Linked DNA regions of Homo sapiens: region 2 is linked to region 1. The links are chromatin contacts, found by Hi-C or POLR2A ChIA-PET in ENCODE. All regions are on one chromosome and are shown on one strand. Each heading gives the region's core, a stretch centred on a gene start or an enhancer-like site at or near the end of the contact. The rest is flanking DNA. Distances are from core to core; before and after follow the strand shown.

Region 1 (6,485 bases), core at 1,610-4,109:
AGGTGCGGGAAGTTGTGTCCAAAAACTAACTCACAGTCAATGTCCTTTTTCCATCTAGGAGCTGCTACTTTAATTTGGTCCCCCAACTTTGTTGTCTGTGTCACTGGTCCTTCCCTACCTTGAGTTCCATTCCTCCCACATCATCCTCCACATTCTTGGATTCGTTTTCTAAAATTCACATCCCCCACAGTGATTACTATGCTTAACATTTGCCCTGGGCTCCCTCCTACAGGATGTATAAGCTCCCAATTAGGGCATGTAGGACACTACATGAGCTCCTCTCACCAAATTTCCTATCCTTATCTGTCTTGACACAGACAAGGATTAAATTAAAGTAGCAGCTCCTGGGTGGAAAAAGGAAGTTGCCTTTGAGTTGCTTTTCGGGCACAACCTCCTGCATTTGGTCACTGGTCAGAGGGAACTGCACAGAAGAGGTCCCAGTCAGGCTGGATGGGTAGCATCTCCACCGTCCCTCCAACTCAACTACCCTTACACTGAACTATACTGAGCTATTTGCCATCCAACATAGATCACACCCATTCACCCTCCAGATATTTGTTCCTTCTCTTCCTTCACTTAGATGTCCTATATCTAGTCAACTCTTAATGATCCTTTACAACTCTTACCAAGTCTCCTATTTTGAAGTCTTGCCCCAGTGACCCCATTCACTGAGGTCAGAGTTAACCATTTCTTCCTTTATGCTTTCAGGAACTTTATCAGACCTCCATTTTGGTACCAATTTCGTTGTATTGTAATTACAGATGCTCTGGACTTAACATGGTTTGACTTAATATTTCAACTTTAAAATGGTGAGAAAGCAATACACATTCAGTAGAAACCACGCTTCCAGTGCCCATCCAACCATTCTGTTTTTCACTAGTAAGTAAGTAAGTAAAGTATTCAATAAATTACATTAGATATTAAACAACATATTATACAATTGGTTTTGTGTTAGATGATTTTGCCCAACTGTAGGCTAATTGAAGTGTTCTGAGCATGTTTAAGACAGGCTAGGCTAAGCTATGATGTCTGCTAAGTTAGGTGTATTAAATGTATTTGTGACTCACTATATATTCAACTTAGGTTGGGTTTATCAGGACATAACCCCATTGTAAGTCAAGAAGGAGCTGTATTTTAATATATCTCCTCCACAAGAGCTGAGCGATCCTTAAGAGCAGGGACTTTCCCCACCCCCCTACCCTTGTTCATCTTTGCATCTCTGATTTCTATCATGAGTTAGGAGCTTTCTCAATGATTTTTAAATTAATAGATATTCAGATAAACAGATTTGCCCCTCTTCTTCCCTGCATGTTCCCCCCCTTTTAGGGACCCATATCAGGTGATAAAGAAAGAAGTGAGGGCAGTTTCTGAAGCTGAAATGACTTTGCAGTTGAAATATAGTCCCTTATGCAAGGCTAACAGGATTACTAGTTGGATAGTTAATCATAAAAGAAGCTTAATGCAGGGAATCATAAAAAAAGGATATACCAGTATATAACAGGCATTTTGCTTTAACTTAAAAGATATAAATGCACACTTTCTTACTATTCTCTTTTGTAAGAGCAAAGCACTTGCTTTGAGCAGGTCTGGAGTAGAGCACCAGGTGTTCCCATTGTGGAAACCACACCCATACTGCTTCATCTGCAACTTGGAGTTTCACTTTCTTTAAAGTGTAGAATGTAAAGGTATGCAGTCTAGAATTTTATCAATGGGTTTTTAGAGGCTTATTAGATCTAACTTGACTACCCCGTCTGCCTTTGACAAGTCTTTCAGAATATTCCGTTTTCACTGCAGCAACCTGCTCTTCGTGCCTATAGTTCATTCGCAACTTTCTAAATCTGTTTCCTCATGAGAGGACTATTTCTAATGGTGACTAATAAATAACTTTAATGTGCTGAGAGCTTTTCATGCACTGAGGGCTGAGTCAAACATTCGACATGAAGGATCTCAATTTAACCTTCTCAGCAACAACAAAATTCATTGAGGCAAGCACTGGGATCTCCCTCTGAAAAGTGGGGGTAACTCGTATATTCAAGGCATCTGTGTGTGTCAGCGAGAGCAATACTGTTACTAAAAAGCCTGAAAAAGCATAGTCATCAGATGCTGCACGCTAACACAAACACTCTAACACAAACAACAGACAAGCAAACAAACAATATTTATGTGCACTGACTATGTTCAAGGCATTTGTCTACATACTTACCTTGGATTAACTAACTTAATTCTCACAATACCTTTATAATGAGGTAAGCACTGTGAATAGCACCATTTTGAAGATTAAGGAAACTGAGGCATGATATCACAGATAGGTAAGTGGCCTCCAAGTCAACCTGGGATTATAAACCCAGAGAGTTTTATTTCAGAGCCCACCTTCCTAATCCAGTTCATCTTCAAATGGGGTTAACGATCTCTGTCTTGGCAGAATTTGGGAAAGGATTTAACAAAATAGCAATTATTATAGTCAAATGCTTGCCACCCAGTGCTTGCAGGACAAACGTTCTGTCTGCTCCTTTCCTTTCCTTTCTACAGACAAGATGCCTCTCTGTAACAGCCTGGACTTTAAGCATTTATCTGACTTTTTCTCGATTCCTTCATATTCTCCCTAAAATAAAAATCAAAACAATGTCAGCTTGTGGGGGATTCAGCACCGAACTTCACCTTGGGAGATGAAAGACCACCAAATCTGTATATAAAACAACCAAAAGAAAAAAAAACCAATCTTTCGTGCAGACGTAATTTCTCTTGAAAGGTGACACAGTCCTTTAAAAATAGCTATGGGCTCCATTGTGCAAAGACAGTGACAGAGACTGACAGCTTTTAGAGAGGTGTAATGTTCCCAGGCAGCCGGCTAGCATGGCTCACCCAGATAGAGATCCGTCATTCAATCCGGGGGAAAGTGCTAAATGTTAGAGGTTAACCTGCTATGTTCTTATTACTAATCAAACTTCAACACCATGCCTCAGCCTCCTTAGGCCCCTATAAGGAAATGATACATTATTGAGAAGTTCCAACCCAGGCACCTTGCTTCACAGGTGCAGCTTGTTCCCAATCATTGGTGATTTCCACATCCTTCCTGGGTACACCTAGAGGAGGGACTCAGAGTGCTCTCCATGGATGCTGGTAGATTAAAGTTAAATGACAACCCATGTGGACACCCTCAGCTCTCCTAATGAGGGGACAACAGAGAGGGGCACAGATCCCTGGTGTCAACTCCACCAGAAAAGTTCTCCCTGCATATCAAGGCAAAGTTTATCTGTACTACTGATTCCTGTTCCTTGGGAACCCAAAGATTTTGAAGGTGAATAGTGTGATTTGGGCCTTTCTTTTCATAGTGTCAAAGGAATAGTGTGTGCTGGAATGTGTTTAGTAACATAAATATTGCTGGGGGGTGAAGGAGTCTTGATTCGTAGCTTTTGCCAATTTCTGTGGTGTAAATGCTCCTACCATGGCCGACTTCCAGCTAACAACACAAAGTCCCTGAACATGGAGTTAGAAAGAGATGTTCACAGTCAGCTTTCATGGCAGGAGCAACTCCAGTTAAAGGGTAGGTAGATGCTCCTGAGTCATCCCTGCTGGGTGGGCTATGATCCTATCTGTAGGGCAGGCCAAGTCCTTGTTCCACTCCTTCTTGCAGTGGATCTTGCCGCTTCTCTGAAAATGATTGAAATGCCCACAGCACTTGCAGAGCAAGCAGAAAAGACAAAACTTGTCCTACCCTGACCTCTTATAGACTGAGTCTGGTTGACCCTCATGCTCTTGGCTGCAAAATAAAAGAACTCAAGTCAAATTGGTTAATTGCTGTTGAAGAAAAATGAGATTATTTACCCTAAGCCTATGGCTATCCACAGATCTCATTGAATGTCTCCCAACAATCCTAACAGGTAGTGTCATCACCTGCAAGTTACAGATGAGAAAAACAGGCTCAGAGACGGCACTGGCACACAGCCACATGACTCATGAGTGGTAGAGCTGGGATTTAATCTCAGGTCTGTCTTGCTCCAAAGCCATGCTTTTGTGTATTGCCGTAATCCAACCAAACCCAGTAGGGCATCATTTAAGGGCATTTGGGAGGCTGCAGATGGGAAACAAGGCCAGGTGAGATTCCCCAGGAGAGCAGAGACAGGTGGATAGCAGAACATGAGGCAGGACAGAGGGGAAGGGGTTCAAAAAGATGGGGAGAGCAATCCAAATATGTGAACATCATTTTCAATGGAGCCCATCACAAGCTTGGAAACAGGGTGGCTAATGGAGACAAGAATGAGACATGATAGCTCTCTCATGGACAGCTCCCTGTGTTCCAAGGCAGCCATTCCAAGAGTCAGGAAGTCCTTCCTTGCATGAACCTGAAAGCCACCCCACCCTCTTCCCCAATTGCTCCAGGTTCTTCCCTCTGGTCCTACTCAGAACAATACTCCCCATGCCAAGAGCATTCACCCATGAATGGCAATCCTTCACATGTTATAAGATGGCAATCTAATATCCCATGGCCTTCTCTTCTCCAGGTTAAGCTCCTTCCACTTCCCAGCTGTTGCACATGTGAAACAGTTGAGTAATCCTTCATCATCACTGTCCCCAGCTTCTGGACTCCCTCCTGAATGCCAGTGTCTCTTTTAAGATGAAAGATGAGTTGTTGGTGTGGTCCTACTCTGCACTTACCTCAGAAGAAAGCTGGGGTCTGCTTGACCCCCAAGCTCTTGGCTACAAAGTAAAAGAACTCAAGTCAAATTGTTAATCAAAAAAATCAGATTATTTACCTTAATTGATTTCCGTAATGATTTAATTGTTATCTGAATTCTCCTCCTTAGCTGGGTGCATTCAAAGAACAGCAATTGGGGCTGGCTTTGTCCCTCAGCATAACCCACTCCCTGGCATGTCTTGATAGAGCACATTAAGCATTAGCTTGATGTGGCTGAGTGGATGATCTGATCAACTTTGAGGACAGTGCATTAGACTATCTTATCTTCTAGAATATTCTTCAGCAAAAAGTCATCTGAAAATACTGGCATCCCATCAGAGAAACTTTTTGCTGTGCCCTAGAATTTCCTGTTAAGGCACTATTAGCAAACGCCTCTGTAAAAGCTACTGGAACTGACATCACCATCACTTCCTGAGACCTCGTGCAAAGATGTGCCCTTTGGGGTACATGGCAACAAGATGACCTGGTTTAGGAAAGAAAGTGATGGCGTAAAACAGCCTTCTGATTCTCCATTCCCCAGCTACTGTGGGGCATGCATATGGAATGATGTATGGAGAGAGAAAGATTTGGAATCTGGGGGCATGTTATAGTTCCAAACCCATGCCAGCTTCCGGGGATGCCTGTGGATCTGGGCACTGGCTCCTTTGTTGTCTAGATTCTGCCTTATTCAGGCCTCCCTGAAAAATATGCATTTTGTGGAGAGCCTTTCTGTTCATTCCGGCACTCTAAATCTGTGGCCTTCCCAAGCAGCCAGGGGTGGCCTGTACCGAAGGGCCTCATCACAGCACTGACCACTTCTGCCAGGAAATTTCCCTCCCATCGGAGCAGCCTCTGCAGCATCCTGTTGGCCTACCTCAATCTCAGACTCCCCAGGAATGGGCTCCAGAGCAAGAATCTGAGAGAATGAGGTGGGAGACTGGGGCTTTAACATTGGAGAGGCATACTTGTTTCATGATAAAGCCAACAGTCTTAAAAGTTAGTGCTCACCATCATCTCAGCAGCCGGCACTTCATGCCTTCCTGCATGTCAGGTATCTGTAAAGCCCTCACCTACATTATCTTTTTACATCCTCGCAAAAAAGTAAAGTGACTTGTTCACATTTTGTGAGCAGCTGCCAAGGTGGGATCCTTCACTGCAGTCTCACGCCTCCCATCCACGCTCCTCTATCTACCCTGCCCCGGGAGCTATCCAGGCCTGGCTGGGATCTCTGGAGTTGGGTGGGATCAAGTAGCTCTGCTGGGCTGCCTTCTCCCAAATGAACGTCATCAAAATTAAAAATAATCACAGCTAGGGGATCAGTGAACGAGGGAGGTCAAGGGTCAAGCTGCCTGTCCAGTTCTCATCCCTTGGAGGTCATACTGATGTACCTTGGAATGTAGCAGATCCTAGCAATCATCACCCTGTAGCCTGCTGGGGTCGAGGAACTCTCGACCAGGACCCCCCAGCCCCAGAGCCGAAGCCAGTGAGCAGGATTTGCCTCCTCCAGAAGTCTTAGCTCTCATTACATCGCCAGTATTTGAAAAGCAAACAGTTTAGCTGTTGGTGGGAAAAATTCCTGGCCCTGCTGCCCTTCCTCTGGGGGCAGGGGCTGTGATGTGCCGTGACTGTGCCTGGGAACAGCTGCTTTGAGTTCTTTCCATATCCCTGCAAGGTACTGCTTGGTGGCAAAGTGGTGCTGGACACAAGTTGGCCATTCAAGTACCTTCACACGGTGTCCAAGAGCAATGCTGGTTGTTCTGTACTTGAACTAAGTGTCTTGCTGGCAGTCCCAGCCCGGATCAGGTTAGCC
Region 2 (6,485 bases), core at 1,125-3,624, 180 kb before region 1:
TTTTAGTAGAGACGGGGTTTCACCATGTTATCCACGATGGTCTCGATCTCCTGACCTTGTGATCCACCCAACTCGGTCTCTCAAAGTGCTGGGGTTACAGGCATGAGCCACCATGCCCGGCTGCTATTTACATTTTTATAGGAAAAAAATAATGATGGAATATTATTTAGGGAAATAAAATTTTGAAATCACTCAAAATACCTCCATCTCTACATCAGTGCTGTCCAGTAAAACTTTCTCTGCTGATGGACTCTTCTAGATCTGTGTTGTGCAATGCAGTAGCCATCTGCCATGTGTGATGACCGAGCACTTGAAATGAGTCTAGTGTGTCAGGAACTGAAGGCTTAGTTCTATTTAATTTTAATTAATTTAAATCTAAATAGCCATATGTAGCTAGTTCCTACTGTGTTGAACTGTAAATTTAATAGTTGCTCCTCTTATTTTAGTGTATATTCTTTGATTCTCTGTGCAAACTTTCCCCCCCACGGTTGACCATATCATACCACTTGTTGGGGTAGCTTTTTAAAACTTAATTTTACAAACATTTTCCCGTTTTTAGTCTAGCATTCAAAGATGGGGGTGTCTCTTGGTGTCTGTCTCTCTACCTTGGTACAAGAAAAGAGGGCCTGGGCCAGGTGCGGTGGTTCACGCCTGTAATCCCTGCACTTTGGGAGGCCGAGGCGGGTGGATCACGAGGTCTGGAGATGGAGACCATCTTGGCTAAAACGATGAAACCCCGTCTCTGCTAAAAATATAAAAAATTAGCCGGGCGCGGTGGTAGGCGCCTGTAGTCCCAGCTACTGGGCAGGCTGACGCAGGAGAATGCCGTGAACCCCGGAGGCGGAGCTTGCAGTGAGCCGAGATTGCACCACTGCACTCCAGCCTGGGCGACAGAGCGAGACTCCGTCTCAGAAAAAAAAAAAAGAAAAAAAAAAAAAGAAAAAGAAAAGAGGGCCTGGAAATTGTTCAGCTGTAAACATCGCATTGACCCTTGGCCACCGTTGAGGAGCACCATATTATGTTACCCAGAACGTGGGGCATTGAGACAAAGGAAAGGAATTTTGTGACTGAGCGCGTCTGTCCTGCCCGCAAAGGCTTTGGAAAGGTGGGACTGCCCGCCATCTTGAGAACATCCAGACATTTGTTGAACATCCGCTAGGTGTCCACCACATGCTCTTTGTGTAAGTGGCTCTTGTCATCTTGGCAGAAAGCCTCTACTGTAGGCACCATTCCCATTTTGTGTATGAGATAAGTGGGAAGGAGGCACTTGACCAGGGTCATGGTGTCTGACCGGGATTGATCCCCAGTTCTCCCTGGCTTAAAATCCCATTCTAGCTACACTCTTGCCTGTCTCCAAGATACTGGGGAATCATATGGACAGACCCAGCTAGCATGGATCGCGCCTACCTTTGTCTCTTATCCTTTTAAATGCCTGAGAAAAATCTGCTTTTATTACTATGTTATCACTCTTCATGATGTTACCACGAATGTTCCCACTTTGTCTAGTGAAATGCAAAACTCAAAATGATGTGGTTCTGCTTTTAAAAGGCTTAACATTTACTGTTTTTTATTGTTTATGTGATTGTGAGAGAGAGATGGAGAGAGAAAACATAACTGCACATACACACACGTGTGCATGCACACACATATGCAATCCTGTAAGGTCACACAATGGGATAATTTCTTTACTATTATAGGTCAGATGTGCTAGCTTATGATATAAAAACCACCCAGAGTCTAACTTATGTGGAAACCAACTGCCTTGACACTCCTTTCTTAAAGTCTATCATGATCTACTAGCCATGGTCACTGAAGATTAACCAAGGCCAGGAGCAGTTCAGTGAATTGCTATGGGGTTGAGGTATGAGTCCCAAAGGGGAAGGAAGCTAACCCCTCCCAGTCCAGGAAACCCAGCTTGCCCATCAGTGCACGAGCCCCAGAAAGTCCAAGCTTGCAAGATTCTCCAGGCCAAGAGCGGCTTTGCTAAGGTCATCAGATCTGGCCACTGTACCCAGAGTGGAGACCTCTGATTGGAGGGGAAGGAAGAGCAGTTCCCTCTTTCTTTCCCTGCTTCCTTTTGTTATCCAAGGGCCTCAGAGATGTCTGGGGGGTGGCTGGGGGTAGTGTGATTTGAAACTCCGCCATAGGCCATGTCCCTGGGGCCACTGACCCCTGTTGCTTGGGAGACACCAGCCTGGAAGCTGGCCTTGACTCTATCTAATCCAACAGGCACTTACTCACCACGTGGCATGGTCCAAAAATAACACGCACCAGGGGGGCCTTGGGGACACCAGACCTAGCTAGCGAGAGGCCACCACTGGCTGAGAACCGCTTTCCTGTTTGCGTTCCTGCCCGGAGGCTTCGTGGAGCTCGCTTGGACTTCCTGTTTCCTCCTCCTTCCAAAGTTCCCATTCGCTCCCCTCTTCAGCTGCACAGGACTTGCTCCAGGAGCCCCGTGTCCCAGCAAGGATGGTCACCTGCCGCTGAATTGTCATTAGCAGTTGGAGGAAATTGTCACCAAAGACTGAAACGCTTGGAGTCAGGAGAACTGGGACCAACCAGCTTAGCTTTTTATTCCAAAGCCTATCTCATGCCTTGAGGAAACTGAGCAAATGCCACAATCTGAACCTGTTTTTTAATCATTCAAAACCCTAGTAGTAACCGGGCTTGTTGGCTCATGTCTGTAATCCCAGCACTTTGGGAGGCTGAGGATGGTGGATCGCTTGAGGTGAGGTGTTCAAGGCCAGTCTGGCCAACATGGTAAAACCCCGTCTCTAGTAAAAATACAAAAATTAGCTGGGCGTGGTGGTGCCTGCCTTTAATCCCAGCTACTGAAGACGCTGAGGCAGGAGAATCTCTTGAACCCGGAGGTGGAGGTTGCAGTGAGCTAAGATTGCACTCCAGCCTGGGCAGCAGACTGGAACACCATCTCAAAAAAAAAAAAAAAAAAAACTAAAAAAACCCTAGTAGCTTAGCTGGTAACAAGGGCCCTGGTAGAACCTTGTCTGAATTAGGGTCTCGTCTTTCACCAGCTGTATGAACTTGGCCATATTACGTATTGTCCTAAGCCTCAGTTTCCTTATCCTTAAAAGGAGAACAGCTCCTGTGTAGCAGCATTTATTATTTTTTTTTTTTTTCTGGTGGTTTGGGAAGCAGGTACTACTGTGCCTAGAGTCCCTGCCAGGGACTGACGCAGGCTCCTTCAGCCCTGCGCATGACTGCCTCACTCAACAAGGGTTTGGGTTACGGGTACAAATATTTTCTGCACGAACAGGTGCATAGTCTGACAGTTGTGAGAGGACTTTTGGAGGTGATGAGACAGAATAATTCCAACCAAGATGATTTCCCTTAAATCTGGAATGTGTGGTTGCTGTAAACGCATGAGGTGGCTTAGAGTACGATAGCAGTCGTTGAAGAAGCAGCAGTAGTAACAGTAATGGTAAAAGTAATTGTGATAGCAATAATTATAGCACTATTAGATTAGTATAGTAGTGGTAATATCAGTAGCAGCAGCTCTAGTAGTAACAGGAATAGTGATAGCAGTAATCGTGTCAATAGTAGTAATGGTAGCAACAGCAGTAGTAACCGTAGTAGTGTGATGTAGTGCTAAAAATAGCAGTTGTAGTAACCGTAGTAAATAGTAGTAGTGATAGTACTAGCGGTAATAGCAATAGTAGTAGTGGTGATAATCGTATTAATGGTAAAAGTACAGTAGTAGCAGTAAAGAGTAATAATTAACCTAGATTGTGCACTGCAGATGCCGCTAAATTTTTTACAGACCAACTCCTTTACTTTTCCCAAATAACCCTAAGATAGCTGTTTTCCCCACATGTCAGAGAAGAGGGTGAGTCCTGATGCTCATATTTGGATACTGAATTGTTTATTTCCAGCCTGTGCCACGCAAAATTCGATCTACATTGTCAACCTCATTAGACCTTCACAAGGTCATCTGCCATCTCCCCGGCATGCACCGGGAAGCAGACACCCAGCAAAGTGGTCTGGCTTCCCACAGAGGTTCCTAGCCAGTTGACCATGCCAATGAGCATTGTTGACCATGAGCAGGGTGGGGTGCTGATGGGAGAGGAAGCCCCTGTGATGGACCCAGTCCTCCAGCTGGCTTCGTCTGAGCTGGCCAGTGAGTCTTTTGGTGCGTGGATGCCCTTGTCTTCAGAGTAACTGATCTCGCTGGGAGGCTGAGTGGTTGAAGCGTTGGAATCAGGTTTGTTTGGTTCTCATGGTTCTTCTGGGAGCCAGTGACACCAGAGCGCAGGGACTTCAGGGAAGCAGAGTTACTGAGCTCTCATGCCCTAACTGCAATCTCGATGTGTCTGGAGATGGCCTCCCTGGGGATTACAAGGAGGTGCTGTGTTCCATCTAGTTGGCCAGCTTTTTCTCAGAGTCTTCATCACGTAACCTGTCTGATAATCCCACCTCATTCCTTTACAGCCTCTGGTCCTCCACCTGCCTCGGTGGCTGCATGCTCCTGTGGTGACCTCTTGGGGATCCTTTTGGCCCTGACTCTACCACTGCAGTCTCAATTCTTCCCCTTAGCAGGGACAGCTCACAAATGAGGCTCCTCCCAGCAGTGGGCTTCAGGAGAGACTCACCTGGCTATGTTTGCTTAAAATTTATATATATATTTTTTTGTTACAGAAATCATCTCATACTTACAGTAAAGGATATAGGAAAAGCTAAAAATCACTCATAATTTCATCAGAGAAAAAAATCACCATTTTTACCTCGGAGAATCTTTTTGCAATGGATTTTCAATGCACACATGCCTCAGAGTGTCTGACATGATTGTGATCATGTGGCATTTAGAAAGGCATGCATCTTGCATTTTTCCGTTTAGCACTAGGCTATGTGTAATTAACATTATCCAAAGCTGCAGAATATTATACTTTATGAATGAAACTATTTAATTATCAAACTATTATTGGATGTTTAGATTGTCTCCATTTTTCCTGTTATAGATAACACTATATTGAACATCTTTATAAATCTTAGTCTGAATCTCTGATTATATCTTTATTATAAATGTTCACGAAAAATTGTTATAGTTAATTTTAAAACTTTCTTTTCTTTCTTTCTCTTTTGTTTTGTTTTGTTTTGAGGTGGAGTCTCGCTCTGTCACACTGGCTGGAGTGCAGTGGCGCGATCTCGGCTCACTGCAACCTCCACCTCCTGGGTTCGAGTGATTCTCTTGCCTCAGCCCCCTCTAGTAGTTGGGATTACAGGTGCATGCCACCAAGCCCGGCCAATTTCTGTAATTTTAGCAGATACAGGGTTTTACCATGTTGGCCAGGCTGGTTTAAACTCCTGCCCTCAGGTTATCCACCCGGCTCGGCCTCCCGAAGTGCTGGGATTACAGGCATGAGCCACCACACCTGGCCTAATTTTAAAACTTAATGCATATAATAAGATTGCTTTCCAGAAAGACTGAATTAGTTTATACTACCACAAATACCACAGGAGATACCCAGTTTCACTGTAACTACCTTATTAGAATTATTCATTTTACAAAACTTTCTTTCATAGTCAAGCAAAATAATGTCTTTGTATTCATCTTTGTCTACTCTTGAACATTTTTCTGTATTTTTATTTATGGCCGTTTTTGTTCCTCCTTCCATGAATTGTCTGTTCTTTTCCTTTTCTACCTCATCTTGTTTTTCAAGAGTGTTTGTATTTTCCTGGGTGATTTCTTTTTCTTTCTTTCTTTCTTTCTTTCTTTCTTTCTTTCTTTTCTTTTCTTTTCTTTTCTTTTCTTTCTTTCTTTCCTTCTTTCTTTCGAGACAGAGTCATGCTCTGTCACCCAGGCTGTAGCGTAGTGGTGTGATCTCAGCTCACTGCAACCTCCACCTCCTTGGTTCAAGTGATTCTCCTGCCTCAGCCTCCTGAGTAGCTGGGACCACAAGCATGTGCCACCATGTTCCCAGGTGATTTCTCCCAGCAATTTATATCTCCCAGCAATATATAATGGAACAATATTTGTGATAAAATTTCTTCCATGTTTATCTCTGGCCTTTTAATTATAGTTATATTTTTACATGTATAATATTTAGTTTGTAAATAAAGTGTAGTCAGGTTTAATATTCTTTCTTTGCTTTAGTGTTTGAAAAGATTCCATAAGCATCAGTTAATTCTTCCCCCATACTTTCTTCATTTTTATGGTTTTTATATCGGACATTTAAATATTCAGTGCATTTAGAATTTATTTGGGTATTTCACATCAGATGCTGGCTTAATTATTTTTGTATAAATCACCAGTTTTCTAACAGTGTTTGTCAAAAGAAGCCTTCCTTTCTCTAATGGTTTGTATATGCATCTTGTACTGTGCTTTAATTTTACACACACAGAAACGTTTCAGGGCTATTTTACTTCATTCATCTATTTATTTGTTGATTCTTAAAATAGGACAGAACTCTTTTTTATAGTTTTATGATAAATTTAATATCTGCTATAGTGATCATTCTTCTCATTCTTCT

Evidence for each region. A loop is a pair of places that touch in the nucleus more often than their neighbours do. ChIA-PET counts read pairs that join two places held with the same protein, here RNA polymerase II (POLR2A). Pooled maps may share reads with other maps.
Region 2: a map of gastrocnemius medialis shows a loop between it and region 1 (13-fold over the local background). The contact joins two enhancer-like sites. A Hi-C loop is called at or near these places in 2 of 168 maps with a recorded cell type or tissue (gastrocnemius medialis and psoas muscle) and 2 of 50 pooled maps. POLR2A ChIA-PET finds 5 or more read pairs at or near these places in 1 of 52 experiments (activated CD8-positive, alpha-beta memory T cell).

Annotation. Positions count from the first base shown.
Region 1 is chr16:79,357,910-79,364,394 of GRCh38, reverse strand. It overlaps a transcript of MAF not described here. Among named protein-coding and RNA genes, the nearest start is that of MAF, 240 kb to the left of the region's middle. Within about 2 kb of position 2,859, at least 2 of the 41 ENCODE cell types and tissues checked have a DNase peak (open chromatin) inside an H3K27ac peak, as active enhancers do; they include gastrocnemius medialis and psoas muscle, where a contact is called at or near this core.
Region 2 is chr16:79,538,130-79,544,614 of GRCh38, reverse strand. It overlaps a transcript of MAF not described here. Among named protein-coding and RNA genes, the nearest start is that of MAF, 59 kb to the left of the region's middle. Within about 2 kb of position 2,374, at least 8 of the 41 ENCODE cell types and tissues checked have a DNase peak (open chromatin) inside an H3K27ac peak, as active enhancers do; they include gastrocnemius medialis and psoas muscle, where a contact is called at or near this core.